Linked DNA regions of Mus musculus: region 1 is linked to region 2. The links are chromatin loops, found by intact Hi-C in ENCODE. Cell type or tissue: left cerebral cortex. All regions are shown on one strand. Links, peaks and the distances in the headings refer to the core of each region. The heading gives the core; the rest is flanking DNA. Region 1 has its middle 170 kb from the start of Snhg14. Region 2 has its middle 210 kb from the start of Gm29729.

Region 1 (8,539 bases), core at 2,150-7,149, 110 kb before region 2:
GAGTGGGTAGGTGGTTGGGGGAGGGGCATCTTCACAGAGTCAGGGGTATGGGGGACGGGATAATTGGTTTGTGGAGGGAAACCGAGAAGGGGGGCAACATTTGAAATGTAAACAAATAAAACAACGAAAACAACAACAACACCCAAGGACTTTTAAATGAGTTTTTCTCAGGCATGTTCAATGTTTGGACGGTAGATGGCGGTGTGCACAAGGGAATCACTGATTTCCTAAAACACAATGAGCCATGGAATTCTGAAAACTGCCTTTAAGGTTAGAAGGAAACCTGAACTTTAACCAGAACTGTTTTCTTTCAGAACTAGAGAGAATGGATCTTTTTTCTTAGGATCTTTTTTACAGACAATTGCATGCAATAGAAAAGAAAAAAAGGGGAAAAAAAAAGGCTGATCTCTGAATGTATATTCTCTTTTGTGATCAATTTCCCTTAGACTTAGGAAGGTGTTCTATTTCCTATTTTATAAACATTCTTTCCTTACACAGGATCTTCTTCTAGCTTCTCTTTCCCTTCCCCCATCCAACATTCTAAGTCTCTGAAAACCAAATTTGTCAATAATTTAGTAGTTTTTTTTTTTTTTTTTTTTTTTTTAATATAGGCACACACATAGGTGATGACCAAAGGAACCACACCAAAAAATATGGCATTCACACCTGTTGTAATAAAAAAATCCAAATATTCTCCTTGTGAATTGTCAATTTATTTACAATTAATTACAATAATACCATCAGTAATCCTTTCTTTGTCTTTCATATAATTTGCATGATTTTAGCTACTCATTCCTTTTAATCACATTCCCTTTCTCTGAGGAAATTTAATGACATTAAAATTTTTTATTGGATATTTTCTTTCATTACATTTCAAATGTAATTCTCTTTTTTAGTCTCCCCAGAACCCCCTATCCCATTACCCCTTTCCTGCTTCTATGAGAGTGTTCCCCTACTCACCCACCCACACCCACTCTCCAGCCTTCATATGACCAAGCTACATATGCAGATAAAGCCATGTGTCCTTCAATGTGTACTCCTTGTTTGGTGCTTTAGTCCCTGAGAGCTTTGGGGGAGGGGGGATCTCATTGGTTGATATTATTGTTCTTCCTATGGGGTTGTAAACCCCTTTAGCTTTTTAAGTCCTTTCTCTTACTCCTCTAGTGGGGACCCCATTGAGGACCTTGTACCCAATCCAATAGTTGGCTGTGAGTATCTGCTTCTGTATTTGTCAGTCTCTGGCAAAGACTCCCAAGACATAGCTATACCAGGCTCCTGCCAATTCAAAAGCTACAGAGGACTGACATATTCTCTAGTGTATTCTTAAAATATAGTTTTGCACATTAGGAAATGACCTGCTATAGAATATTGACTACAAAGATGAAGGGAAAACACAATGTGTTCCTGTTGATATTTGCAATGATATTTAGTAGAATAATAATAAAAAAGCTGGGAAATGATAAAGAATGAGAGAAACTTAAGGATTCAGTGGACTCCTCAGACTCCTGACACAGGAGCAAAATATCAGTTAAGCAGACAGTATTCACAAAGGATTGAGAGTGATGCACAGGGGAACAAAAGATCAACCCAGGTCCACCCCTACCACACATATGCCCTTGCACAGTTGTTCTACCCCTACATAGCAGAATTATACTCTCAGAAAATAGGGAGCATCACAAGGGATAGTGACAAATCCAATGGGATTGTAAAAGACTTTGTGGGTTCAAAGAGAGAGAGTTATAGAGTTCAGCTATCCTTAATTTTCTAAGCAGATGGGGGACATTACACTGTTAACAATAAAAGAGCAATGATTATTTACAATCAAGAAATTGGAAGAAATTACAATCAAGACATGTGATATTCAGGATTATCAACCCAAGCAGAAATTATTAGTTTGAATACTACAGGGAAGGCAATACCAGTGAGTGAGCAAAGGCCATGGCTGGACAGCTGTCCCATATTTCAGGCCAGTTTATCTTCAGAATATTCAGTATCAGCCCACAATGTGACCAGCTCTAAGGAAGGACAGATTGAACAAAGTGAGATTAGTATACAGCAGAGAAAGGAGATGGGCCATTTGCAGCATACAACTAAGTAGTGAGCTATTATTTATGGAGCCCTTACCCAGGGCAGAATGATATAGGGACACCCTAGAGAAGAGCTATGAAGAGGAAGCTGGAGAAGGTCCTAACACCCTTCTTATGAAGCCACACAGGTGCTCAGTGATTACAGTGGAAATAAAGTTGTTTTGTCATGAGACAATCATTTTATCCAGCGATTAGCATTGCATCAGTAGCCTGAAGTATATAGCTTTCTTCTATTTTGTTTGTTTACTGCACTATGATGTGATGATCAATAAGAGAATTGATTAATAGTCTCATTAAATTATCTGATTTCAATATTAAGCCTTACTGGCCTGGCTTGTTTGTAGTATCTCTGCTCATTGTAAACATTTGGAGCCCCATCTAGAAGTGTGATGTAGAGGTGTGATCTTTCCAAAGCACAAGGAAATGCAGTAGCAGGTGGTCCAAACCCCTCCAGTGGTGGTAACCCAGCTGACTAGAAGAAAGAGGAAAGAATGTAAAAAGAATCTCAGGAGTCTGATGATGACCTGGGATTTGGCCTTTTTAATCTTATCATTTTAAACATTAACATGTTCAATAAAAAGCTAAAGCTATTTGTGTTGTTGTTGTTGTTGTATTTTAGTTCTGAAATTTCAACCTCACCACCTTTCCAGGTGCACAGAAAGCTAAGACAGAAAATTCCATCCTTGATTTTGTTCTATTGTACAGAGAATGATCAGAATTTGTAGAATGATAAAAATTCTAAAATCATTATTTTGTGGCAACATTTTTCCAAGTAGACTAAATTTCCCTTAATAATAGGCCAATTGCAATGAAAGACTTTATTTTTTTAGATTTTTAAAATATTATGTATTTTTGTATTGGCATTACCCTTTATTGTGTCTGTGTGGCGTGTCTCCAGTGCCTATGGAGGCCAGAAAAGAGTGTCTCACTTCTCCTGGGACTAAAGACAGATGCTTGTCAGTTGAAATGTGGGTGCAGAAAATTGAACTTGGCTCCTCTGGAAAAGCAGTTATATCTCTTAACTGCTGAGTCATTGGTCTAGTGACAAGTCAATTTTTAAACACCCATTCTAGTTACTAATTTTAACATTCAGGCTCAGGAGAAAAGGATTGAATGCCCTAATACAAACAGATGTTTCTGGAGACTATAGAAGGATATCCATATATGAAAATAATAAAAAAGGCTAGAGTAATGAAATATTTCGACTTAGATATGTTAAGAAATTTTATTATCATATGACAGTGACAGAAAACCATGGAAACATGTCATATGAACCATATCATAAAAGTCTTGGCTCTAGGACGCTATTCTTTTTTGTTTGTTTTGTTTTGTTTATTTCCAGACAGGGTTTCTCTGTATAGCCCTGGCTGTCCTGGAACTCATTTTGTAGACCAGACTGGCCTTGAACCCAGAAATCCAACTGCCTCTGCCTCCCAAGTGCTGGGAGTAAAGGGGTGTACCACTATAGCCCGCCTTAGGACTCTATTCTTGATATCGTAAAGAAATAACATACAAGATAGACAGCAATATAAAAATCAACTTACTGAAAAGCTTTCACACACCCATGGTAGGAAATTCTAAATCTTGTTCAGAAGCAGTGTTATAATTCATACACAATATGAAGATAATTTATGGCATCCAAAAAGGTGACATTACTGTCAGCCTATGTTAAGAGGCTTAACATAGTTAACATGAGGACATAAGTTATGAGGACTGGGACATAGTTGTTTTCCCTGGTCCCCAGTTCCATTGATTCTCAAATCTAGCCACTTATTTAAGCTCAGTGTGATACTTTCCTTTTCTGAACACCCTCATTACCCTCCAACTAAGCCAAACACATTTTGCAGTTTCTAGGAAAGACTCTCCAAAGAATTTTGACCTCTAAGTTCCATTTTGCTATGGAGACATTGTTTCCAAAATTTGTCACGTTTTGTTATTATCTCTGAGAAGCCTTTCATTTTCTAACAAGAGACTGACTGAAAGGGGTGTATGCAGAGGGAGGAGAGATGGGGAGAAACTGTGAGGGGTGAGGGAGGGGAAACTGCAATTAGAATATATTGAATGATAAATCTATTTTCAATAAAAAAAACAAAACTTCATCATGTGAGAATTATCTTTCTTTAATAAAATTTCATTTATGATCCAGAACCTTATTTCTGAATATCTGTACTCTTTTACATAAAAGTGTATTTAAACTAGAATCATTTTTAAGGGAGGGAGAAATTACAACCATGCACAACTGAGTGTGTTTCTTCTCCTTCACCATTTTCCAAATGAAGTCTTATTACTTTGATCCTACTTCAGCCAGAGTCTCTCTTAGTGCTTAACAATTTTCTATCCAACGATCCTTCACACACTCCTTAGCTATAAATAAATCAAGAATATCTGATGTAATCTGATATAACCCTAATATCCCAACCATAAGACTATGTTGAAGTTTCTTTTCCTGTCATAATCATCAGCTTCACTGTGGCCAGTTTTAAAAAGAGTACTGAATAATTAACACACACACACACAAACACACACACACAAACACCCCCTTTTGTGGCAAAAACACTTGAATATGCATTATGTGGCATGACACTTGAAAATGTATTGTGTGACTGAAGCAAATATCATATACAAGCATACAAACACACACACATATAAACATACATATATGGATGTATGTATCATTCTTGTTTAGAGATAATATTGGTATAAAATTATTGGATGTTAGAACTAAAAGCCAAACGTCTGTAAGACATACACACTGTATTTAAGAAAATCACACTGAACGTTTTATTTTTAAGCCTTCAAACCTCCTGGAAATTCAATGTAAATATTTTAACTTTAAAAATAAACACCAGATTGAGCCATCTCCCGCCCCCGCTGATCTGATTTAACGCTAATGCTGGAGTATTTTCCTATCCTTTATAAAAGCAAATACTTAGGGCTCATTTATAAAGCTACAGCTACAGAAAAGCAGCTCAGTAGAAAAAGCCGAGACTCCTAAAATCCGTATGATTGCGAATTCATTAGCTAATCGATTTCGGATTTTATCAAAACTTGAAAACTGAAGATGAATCCGGAATCACACAGTGCTCCTGCGACAACAGGAGGTTAACTCAGCCTGACAGTCCATCTCTGTTTGTGGCTCAGAGAAATCCTCAAAGAAGAGAATCTTTGGTCCCCAGGGCTTCTTCTCTTTTTTTTAAAGTTTTTATTGGTTTATTTACATTTCAAATGTATTCTCCCTTCCAGGTTTCTTCTCCGCAAACCTCCCTTTCCCCCTGCATCTCAGTCCCCTCTGCATCTATGAAGGTGCTCTCCCACGGACCCACCCATTCTCCTGCCTCACACGGAGTCTTTCACTATGCTGCATTATCAAGCCTGTCTTTCCTCTTCAGGCTCGTCGCATCCACTGCGCAGGTTTGTGACGCATTTCCTGCTGTGGCTGGTCTTGCGGAGAGGAGACTAAAGCGGCAACAGCGACTGAGGCTGCGGCGGTGGGAGGGGGGTGGGGTGGAAAGGAAGCAGTTTGAAAGTGGGTTTTCAACATTCGGTATTCTCTAGAAAGCATATAATTTAAAAGAATTGTAAAAACGAACGGAAGATCGCCATAAGGAAAATCTCCAACGGACAGCGAGAAGCTTCAGTGAAAAAATGGAAAAAATTACAGGGACTGAAATTTTCTTTGTGATTACCCCACGTATCACCTCATTGTGAAGTAATTTAAGTAGAAGCAATGAAATCGTCGATAGTAAAAATTATTATGCACAAAGTATAATACTGTATTTTCTAATATAGCTTACTTTGATATTTTAATGTCTATTTAGGACTTTACAATTTCTTAAAATAGACAACGAAGTTAGCACATACCTCACCTTTTAACAAATACTGTTTCAGGATTAGGTCCTATAACAGTTGTACATTTTGCATAATAGTATAGAATACAAATTGAAGCATATGAAGAAAAAGAAACATGAACTGCAGTCTGTTACAGATAGAAAGATGGCTTTCTTTAATATAAGCAAATGGTCTACCACTGAACTATATTTTCACACACTTGTAGGTTTTCGAGTTTAGATTTGGATGTCCAGATCGAATTTTCTATTTTGCTAAGTAATAACTAAAAGAATTGGGAAGCATTGGATAGTTTTGTTACAAATTTGTTTATTATTTTTAAGGTAAAGCTAGGCTATGTATTCCATGATCGTCATTAAATAAACACATTGCATTTACCTGTTTGTGAATGAATGTGTGTAAAACAAAAATTATTAGAACATTCATAACACTTGTAGGAGTTTTTAATTTTTAGTTCTTGCTTCCAGGTAATTAACTATGACATTATAAACACTTGGAAAGTTTGTTTATCTCTTGGCTACATGCCTTAGCAAGAGAAGGGGTTCTATGATTTTTCCTGTTATTCCTTAACTGTAAAGTTTATGAAAACCCCACTATTCATTATTCCGTGATGATTTCATCCAATTTTGAAAGGTAGAATATCAGTGCCCCTGGTAATGCAGGAGGACTATAATCTCTGGTCCTTGGGAGGATGAGGACATAGATTACAGATTTGTGTGCACCTCAAAACACCTCAAAGTTTATTCCCTTAAAGTTATTGAAATTTTGTCACAAAAGAACATAATTCAGAGGTAAAGTTGATATTTTTACAGATATGTGTGTTGTATTTCGAATAACTATATACATTAGGAAACTAGTAAAGGAGTATGGAAATGCATTTAAAGAAAGAGAATGCTTTATAAACCAGTGAGTGGTATAAAGGGCTAAAGGAAAATTATGATACATCGAGGATTAATCAGTGAGGGCAATAGAAGAGCAGAATAAAGGAAGGAACATAGAAAAGGATAAATAGTACTGGAGGCATTTTGAATAAGTCATATGGAAAGTGACTACTCTAAAAGTGTCCTTAATATGTATATACACATACCAATATTTAACCAATAGGGTTAACTGATAACAGAATAACCCTTTCTTTCCTAAACACTACAGGCTAGCAAATATAAAATCTAATACCAGAAATGTATTACATCTTTGTCTTGGCTTGTTTTCTAGGGAGATCCTATTCATTGCAATGCTATTGTTACCATTCTTGGTTAAACTGCCCTTTAGCTGAACACACTACATTCTTAAGTTATAGAAGAGTGGGAAATCAATATAGAATTGACCTGTAAGCTTGATCCCTAATGGATATCTTTCATGGCACTGGAAGCAGTTCTATGTCACCAGAGGAGGAAAGAAATCAATCACACTAGGCTTTGAATCCCAGTAATTAAAGAGACTGTATTGCTAAAAAACTCCAACTGATACAATTGTTACATGAATTTCATGGATGTACTCAATAGTTTTCTACACTTAACACTTAACTCTTTTTGCTCTTACAGCCAGAAACCTGTGGGTAGGCAAACACAATATCCTTGAAAAGTATGATTATTGCTCTGTTCATAGTATTTGATCAATTTATAATAGTGTAGTGCTCATAGATTGGTACATCTTTCAGTCTTCTACAGAGTCAAAATTAAGTAAATGTATATATATATACATATATATATATATATATATATATATGTATATATATATGAAAAGCAGAAGGAAAGTAAAGATGACGAGGTGGCCATGACAATGAAAGGAAATCTGCAACTGATGGTAGTAAGGAGATGGGGGGGGGGGGCGTCTAGAGGACAAGCTAGAGAACTGGGATAATAGAGGTGCCCAGGAATCATTGTGGGTCACCTTACATGTGACTGATTACCTTGAGGATATGGAACCTGAAGATGCCACCTCCTGTAGCCAGGTAGGAACCTCATTGAAGTAATAGAGACACAAAAGGACCCACAGAACTTTCAACCCAAAATTTATCCTGTTTACAAGAAATGTAAGGACAGGGGATGGAGAAGAAACTAAGGGGATTGCCAAACAACAACTAGCCAAACTTGAGACCAAAGACATGGGTAAGCACCATTCCCTAACACTACTAATGATACTCTGATAGGCTTGCAGTTGGGATCATGTTGTTTTCTGAGAGGCTCCACCAAGCAGCTGAATCAGACAGATATAGAAACTCACAGCAAAAGAGTGAATGGAGCTTGGGGGCTATTTTGGAAGAATAGAAGTAATGATTGTGGCACCTGAATTGAATAGAGAATCCACAGTAGACTACGTCAAATCAACTTGGGCTTTCAGAGGCTGAACCACTAACCAAAGTACACACATAGGCTGGATCTAGGCCTCCCTGCTTCTATGTAGCAGATATGTAGCTTAGCATTCATGTGAGTCCTGGACAACTGGAACAGGTTTTATCCCAAAAGCAGTTGTTTGTATGTGAATTATGTATTACTAGCTGGGCTTTCTTGCCGGGCCTCTATGGGAGAAGAAGAACCTATCCTTGCAGAGATTTGAAGTGCCATGTTTGCAGGAGATACCCCAGTTGAGGACCTTACCTGCTCAGA
Region 2 (8,539 bases), core at 2,410-7,409:
AAAAGAAAACAGGGGGAAAAAAAAGGCTGATTTCTGAATGTATATTCTCTTTTGTGATCAATTTCCCTTAGACTTAGGAAGGTGTTCTATTTCCTATTTTATAAACATTCTTTCCTTATACAGGATCTTCTTCTAGCTTCTCTTTCCCTTCCCCCATCCAACATTCTAAGTCTCTGAAATCCAAATTTGTCAATAATTTAGTAGGTTTTTTTTGTTTGTTTGTTTTTGTTTAATGTAGGCACTCACCTAGGTGATGACAAAAGGAACCACACCAAAAAATATGGCATTCACACCTGTTGTAATAAAAAAACTCCACATATTCTCCTTGTGACTTGTCAATTTATTTACAATTAATTACAATAATACCATCAGTAATCCTTTCTTTGTCTTTCATAACTTTAATTTGCATGATTTTAGCTACTCATTCGTTTTAATCACATTCCCTTTCTCTGAGGATATTTAATGACATTAAAATTTTTTATTGGATATTTTCTTTATTTACATTTCAAATGTAATCCTCTTTTTTAGTCTTCCCAGAACCCCCTATCGCATTACCCCTTCCCCGCTTCTATGAGAGTGTTCCCCTACTCACCCACCCACACCCACTCTCCAGCCTTCATATGACCAAGCTACATATGCAGATAAAGCCATGTGTCCTTCAATGTGTACTCCTTGTTTGGTGCTTTAGTCCCTGGGAGCTTTGGGGGAGGGGTATCTCATTGGTTGATACTATTGCTCTTCCTATGGGGTTGCCAACCCCTTTAGGTTTTTAAGTCATTTCTCTTACTCCTCTAGTGGGGACCCCATTGAGGACCTTGTACCCAATCCAATAGTTGGCTGTGAGTATCTTCTTTTGTATTTGTCAGTCTCTGGCAAAGACTCCCAGGACATAGCTATATCAGGCTCCTGCCAACTCCAAAGCTACAGAGGACTGACATATTCTCTAGTGCATTCTTAAAGTATAGTTTTGCACATTAGGAAAGGACCTGCTATAGAATATTGACTACAAAGATGAAGGGAAAACACAATGTGTTCCTGTTGATCTTTGCCATGATATTTAGTAGAATAATAATAAAAAATCTGGGAAAGAGATAAAGAATGAGAGAAATTTAAGGATTCAGTGGACTCCCCAGACTCCTGACACAGGAGCAAAATATCAGTTATGCAGACAGTATTCACAAAGGATTGAGTGTGATGCACGGGGGAACAAAATATCAACCCAGGTCCACCCCTACCACACATATGCCCTTGCACAGTTGTTCTACCCCTACATAGCAGAATTATACTCTCAGAAAATAGGGAGCATCACAAGGGATAGTGACAAATCCAATGGGATTGTAAAAGACTTTTGGGTTCAAAGAGAGAGAGAGAGAGTTATATAGTTCAGCTATCCATAATTTTCTAAGCCGATGGGGGGCATTACACTGTTAACAATAAAACAGCAACAATTATTTACAATCCAGAAACTGGAAGAAATTACAATCAATACATGTGACATTCAGGATAATCAACCCAAGCAGAAAGTATTAGTTTGAATACTACAGGGAAGGCAATACTAGTGAGTGAGCAAGGGCCATGGCTGGGCAGCTGTCCCATATTTTAGGCCAGTTTATCTTCAGAATATAGAGTATCAGCCCATAATGTGACCAGCTCAAAGGAAGGAGAGATTGAACGAAGTGAGATTAGTATACAGCAGAGAAAGGAGATGGGCCATTTGCGGCATACAACTAAGAAGGGGGCTATTATTTATGTAGCCCTTACCCAGGGCGGAATGATATAGGGACACACTAGAGAAGAGCTATGAAGAGGAAGCTGGAGAAGGTCCTAACACCCTTCTTATGAAGCCACACAGGTGCTCAGTGATTACAGTAGAAATAAAGTTGTTTTGTCATGAGACAATCATTTTATCCAGCGATTAGCATTGCATCAGTAGCCTGAAGTATATAGCCTTCAACTATTTTGCTTGTGTACTGCACTATGATGTGATGATCAATTGGAGAATTGATTAATAGTCTCATTAAATTATCTGATTTCAATATTAAGCCTTACTGGCCTGGCTTGTTTGTAGTATCTCTGCTCATTGTAAACATTTGGAGCCCCATCTAGAAGTGTGATGTAGATCTTTCCACAGCAGAAGGAAATGCACTAGCAGGTGGTCCAACCCCCTCCAGTGGTGGTAACCCAGCTGACTAGAAGAAAGAGGAAAGAATGTAAAAAGAATCTCAGGAGTGTGATGATGACCTGGGATTTGGCCTTTTTAATCTTATCATTTTAAACATTAACATGTTCAATAAAAAGCTAAAGCTATTTGTTGTTGTTGTTGTTGTTGTTGTGTTTTAGTTCTGAAATTTCAACCTCACCACCTTTCCAGGTGCACAGAATGCTAAGACAGAAGATTCCATCCTTGATTTTGTTCTATTGTACAGAGAATGATCAGAATTTGTAGAATGATAAAAGTTCTTAAATCATTATTTTGTGGCAACGTTTTTCCAAGTAGACTAAATTTCCCTTAATAATAGACCAATTGCAATGAAAGACTTTATTTTTTTAGATTTTAAAAATATTATGTACTTGTGTATTGGCATTACCCTTTATTCTGTCTTTGTGGCATGTCTCCAGTGCCTATGGAGGCCAGAAAAGAGTGTCTCACATTTCCTGGGACTAAAGACAGATGCTTGTGAGTTGAAATGTGGGTACAGAACATTGAACCTGGATCCTCTGGAAAAGCAGTTAGATTTCTTAACTGCTGAGTCATTGGTCTAGTGACAAGTCAATTTTTAAACACCCATTCTAGTTACTAATTTTAACATTCAGGCTCAGGAGAAAAGGATTGAATGCCCTAATACAAACAGATGTTTCTGGAGACTAGAGAAGGATATCCATATAAGAAAAGAATAAAAAATGCTAGAGAAATGTAATATTTCGACTTACATATGTTAAGAAATTTTATTATCATATGACAGTGACAGAAAACCATGGAAACGTGTCATATGAACCATATCATAAAAGTCTTGGCTCTAGGATGCTATTCTTTTTTGTTTGTTTGTTTTGTTTATTTCCAGACAGGGTTTGTCTGTATAGCCCTGGATGTCCTGGAACTCATTTTGTAGACCAGACTGGCCTTGAACCCAGAAATCCAACTGCCTCTGCCTCCCAAGTGCTGGGAGTAAAGGCATGTTACTACAGCCCGGATTAGGACTCTAATCTTGATATCGTAAAGAAATAACATACAAGATAGACAGCAATATAAAAATCAACTTACTGAAAAGCTTTCACACACCCATGGTAGGAAATTCTAAATCTTGTTCAGAAGCAGTGTTATAATTCATACACAATATGAAGATAATTTATGGCATATAAATAGGGTGACATTACTGTCAGCCTATGTTAAGAGGCTTAACATAGTTAACATGAGGACATAAGTTATGAGGACTGGGACATAGTTGCCTTCCCTGGTCCCCAGTACCAATGATTCTCAAATCTAGCCACTTATTTAAGCTCAGTGTGATACTTTCCTTTTCTGAACACCCTCATTACCCTCCAACTAAGCCAAACACATTTTGCAGTTTCTAGGAAAGACTCTCCAAAGAATTTTGACCTCTAAGTTCCATTTTGCTATGGAGACATTGTTTCCAAAATTTGTCACGTTTTGTTATTATCTCTGAGAAGCCTTTCAATTTCTAACAAGAGACTGACTGAAAGGGGTGTATGTAGAGGGAGGAGAGATGGGGAGAAACTGTGAGGGGTGAGGGAGGGGAAACTGTAATTAGAATATATTGAATGATAAATCTATTTTCAATAAAAAACAAAACTTCATCATCTGAGAATTATCTTTCTTTAATAAAATTTCATTTATGATCTAGAACCTTATTTCTGAATATCTGTACTCTTTTACATAAAAGTGTATTTAAACTAGAATCATTTTTAAGGGAGGGAGAAATTACGACCATGCACAACTGAGTGTGTTTCTTCTCCTGCACCATTTTCCAGATGAAGTCTTATTACTTTGATCCTACTTCAGCCAGAGTCTCTCTTAGTGCTTAACAATTTTCTATCCAATGATCCTTCATGCACTCCTTAGCTATAAATAAATCAAGAATATCTGATGTAATCTGATATAACCCTAATATCCCAACCATAAGACTATGTTGAAGTTTCTTTTCCCGTCATAATCATCAGCTTCACTGTGGCCAGTTTTAAAAAGAGTACTGAATAATTAACACACACACACACACACACCCTTTTGTGGCAAAAACACTTGAATATGCATTATGTGGCATGACACTTGAAAATGTATTTTGTGACAGAAGAAAATATCATATACAAGCATACACACAAACACACATATATATACATACATATATGGATGTATGCATCATTCCTGTTTAGATATTATATTGGTAGAAAATTACTGGATGTTAGAACTAAAAGCCTGTAAGACATACACACTGTATTTAAGAAAATCACACTGAACGTTTTATTTTTTAAGCCTTCAAACCTCCAGAAAATTCAATGTAAATATTTTAACTTTAAAAATAAACACCAGATTGAGCCATCTCCCGCCCCCGCCGATCTGATTTAATGCTAACCCTGGAGCATTTTCCTATCCTTTATAAAAGCAAATACTTAGGGCTCATTTATAAAGGTACAGCTACAGAAAAGCAGCTCAGTAGAAAAAGCCGAGACGCCTAAAATCCGTATGATTGCGAATTCATTAGCTAATCGATTTCGGATTTTATCAAAACTTGAAAACTGAAGATGAATCCGGAATCACACAGTGCTCCTGCGACAACAGGAAGTTAACTCAGCCTGACAGTGCATCTCTGTTTGTGGCTCGGAGAAATCCTCAAAGAAGAGAATCTTTGGTCCCGAGGGCTTCTTTTTTTTTTTCTTTTTTAAGTTTTTATTGGTTTATTTACATTTCAAATGTTATCCCCCTTCCAGGTTTCCTCTCCACAAACCTCCCTTTCCCCCTGCATCTCAGTCCCCTCTGCATCTATGAAGTTGCTCTCCCACGGACCAACCCACTTTCCTGCTTCACCCCAGTCTTTCACTAAGCTGCGTTATCAAGCCTGTCTTTCCTCCACAGGCTAGTCGCATCCACTGTGCAGGTTTGTGACGCATTTCCTGCTGTGGCCGGTCTTGCCAAGGGGAGAGTAAAGCAGAGACCGCCACCATGGCGCGGGAGGTGGGAGGGGGGTTGGGGTGGGAATGAAACAGTTTGAAAGTGGGTTTTCAACAGTCGGTATTCTCTAGAAAGCATATAATTTAAAAGATTTGTAAAAACGAAGGGGACATCGCCATAAGGAATGTCTCCATCAGACAGCGAGAAGCTGCAGAGGAAAAAATGCCAAAAATACAGGGACCGAAATTTTCTTTGTGATTACCCCACTTATCACCCCTTTCCGAAGTAATTTATGCAGAAGCAATGAAATCATCGACGGTAAAAATTATTATGCACAAAGTATAATACTGCATTTTCTAATATAGCTTACTTTGGTATTTTAATGTCTATTTAGGACTTTAAAATTTCTTAAAATATACAACGAAGTTAGCACATACCTCACCTTTTAACAAATACTGTTTCATGGTTAGGTACTATAATAGTTGTACATTTTGCATAATAGTCTAAAATACAAATTGAAGCATATAAAGAAAAAGAAACATGAACTGTAGTCTGTTACAGATAGAAAGATGGCTCTCTTTAAAATAAGCAAATGGTCTACCACTGAACTATATTTTCACACATGTGAAGGTTTTCGAGTTTAGATTTGGATGCCCAGATCGAATTTTCTATTTTGCTAAGTAATAACTAAAAGAATTGGGAAGCATTGGATAGTTTTGTTACAAATTTGTTTATTATTTTTAAGGTAAAGCTAGGCTATGTATTCCATGATCGTCATTAAATAAACACATTGCATTTACCTGTTTGTGAATGAATGTGTGTAAAACAAAAATTAGAACATTCACAACACTTGTAGGAGTTTTTAATTTTTAGTTCTTGCTTCCAGGTAATTAACTATGACATCATATACACTTGGAAAGTTTGTTTATCTCTTGGCTACATGCCTTAGCAAGAAAAGGGGTTCTATGATTTTTCCTGTTATTCCTTAACTGTAAAGTTTATGAAAACCCCACTATTCATTATTCCGTGATGATTTCATCCAATTTTGAAAGGTAGAATATCAGTGTCCCTGGTAATGCAGGAGGACTATAATCTCTGGTCCTTGGGAGGATGAGGACATAGATTACAGATTTGTGTGCACCTCAAAACACCTCAAAGTTTATTCCCTTAAAGTTATTGAAATTTTATCACAGAAGAACATAATTCACTGGTAAAGCTGATATTTTTTCAGATATGTGTGTTGTATTTGGAATAACTATATACATTAGGAAACTAGTAAAGCAGTATGGAAATGCATTTAAAGAAAGAGAATGCTTTATAAACCAGTGAGTGGTATAAAGGGCTAAAGGAAAATTATGATACATCGAGGATTAATCAGTGAGGGCAATAGAAGAGCAGAATAAAGGAAGGAACATAGAAAAGGATAAATAGTACTGAAGGAATTTTGAATAAGTCATATGGAAAGTGACTACTCTAAAAGTTTCCTTAATATGTATATACACATAACAATATTTAACCAATAGGGTTAACTGATAACAGAATAACCCTTTCTTTACTAAACACTACAGGCTAACAAATATAAAATCTAATACCAGAAATGTGTTACCTCTTTGTATTGGCTTGTTTTCTAGGGAGATCCTATTCATTGTAATGGTATTGTTAACGTTCTTGGTTAAACTGCCCTTTAGCTGAACACACTACATTCTTAAGTTATAGAAGAGTGGGTAATCAATATAGAATTGACCTGTAAGCTTGATCCCTAATGGATATCTTTCATGGCACTGGAAGCAGTTCTATGCCACCAGAGGAGGAAAGAAATCAATCACACTAGGCTTTGAATCCCCGTGATTAAAGAGACTGTACTGCTAAAAATGCCAACTGATACAATTGTTACATGAATTTCATGGATGTACTCAATAGTTTTCTACACCTAACACTTAACTCTTATTGCTATTACAACCAGAAATCTGTGGGTAGACAAACACAATACCCTTGGAAAGTAACTATGATTATTGCTCTGTTCATAGTATTTGATCAATTTATAATAGTGTAAAGCTCATATTTTGGTATATCTTTCAGTCTTCTACAGAGTCAAAATTAAGTAAATGTATATATAGGAGAAGCAGAATAACAGTAAAGATGACGAGGTGGCCATGACAATGAAAGGAAATCTGCAACTGATGGTAGTAAGGAGATGTGGGGGGGGGGAGGGGCGTGGCGTCTAGAGGACAAGCTAGAGACCTGGGATAATAGAGGTGCCCAGGAATCATTGTGGGTCACCTTACATGTGACTAATTACTTTGAGGATATGGAACCTGAAGTTGCTACCTCCTGTAGGCAGGCAGGAACCTCATTGAAGTAATAGATACACCAAAGGACCCACAGAACTTTCAACCCAAAATTTATCCTGTTTACAAGAAATATAAAGACAGGGGATGGAGAAGAAAATAAGGGGATTGCCAAACAACAACTAGCCCAACTTGAGACCAAAGCCATGGGTAAACACCAATCCCTAACACTACTAATGATACTCTGTTAGGCTTGCAGTCGGGATCATGTTGTTTTCTGAGAGGCTCCACCAAGCAGCTGAATCAGACAGATAGAGAAACCCACAGCAAAAGAATGAATGGAGCTTGGGGGCTCTTTTGGAAGAATAGAAGTAATGATTGTGGCCCCTGAATTGAATAGAGTCTCCACAGTAGACTAAGTCAAATCAACTGGGGCTCTCAGAGGCTGAACCACTAACCAAAGTACACACATGGGCTGCATCTAGGCCTCCCTGCTTCTATGTAGCAGATTGGTAGCTTAGCATTCATGTGGGTCCTGGACAACTGGAACAGGGTTTATCCCAGAAGCAGTTGTTTGTATGTGAGTTATGTATTACTAGCTGGGCTTTCTTGCCTGGCCTCTATGGGAGAAGAAGAACCTATCCTTGCAGAAATGTGAAGTGCCATGGTTGCAGGAGATACCCCAGTTGAAGACCTTACCTGCTCAGAGGAGAAGGAGGAGGAGGGGAAGAAGCAATGTGGGAATGCGCGACTTGGAGGCAGACAAAAAGCAAAATTAAATTAAAAAAATATAAAACATTGATACCTTTACATCAAAAGAAACTTTTAATCATAAATTTAGTAATAAATACAATAGGGTTCGATATATATATATATATATACATATATATATATATATATATATATATATATATATATGTATGTATATATATATATATTATACAAAAAAGAAGATACAATTTGAAAAACAAATGTAACTCAAGAAGAAGGAATACCAAACTGTGGATATTTCGATCCTTCTTAGAAGGGGGAACAAAATACCCATGGAAGGAGTTACAAAGGCAAAGTTCAAAGCAGAGACTGAAGGAATGAACATCCAGAAACTGCCCCACCTGGGGATCTATCC

The links. Peaks named below come from ENCODE experiments on the same cell type or tissue, not always from the same donor. Only the 100,000 strongest peaks of a DNase experiment are listed, where the experiment ranks them.
Region 1: a loop joins it to region 2, with 12 times the contacts of the local background. A loop is called at or near these places in 6 of 42 quality-filtered maps.

What each region holds. Positions count from the first base shown.
Region 1 is chr7:60,617,271-60,625,809 of GRCm38, forward strand. No RefSeq gene overlaps it. Among named protein-coding and RNA genes, the nearest start is that of Snhg14, 170 kb to the left of the region's middle. In left cerebral cortex, for the core only: no CTCF peak of the experiment used is centred there; DNase peaks (open chromatin) are centred at 5,043 and 5,476; H3K4me3 peaks cover 658 bases; H3K27ac peaks cover 217 bases.
Region 2 is chr7:60,728,700-60,737,238 of GRCm38, forward strand. No RefSeq gene overlaps it. Among named protein-coding and RNA genes, the nearest start is that of Gm29729, 210 kb to the right of the region's middle. In left cerebral cortex, for the core only: no CTCF peak of the experiment used is centred there; DNase peaks (open chromatin) are centred at 4,849 and 5,098.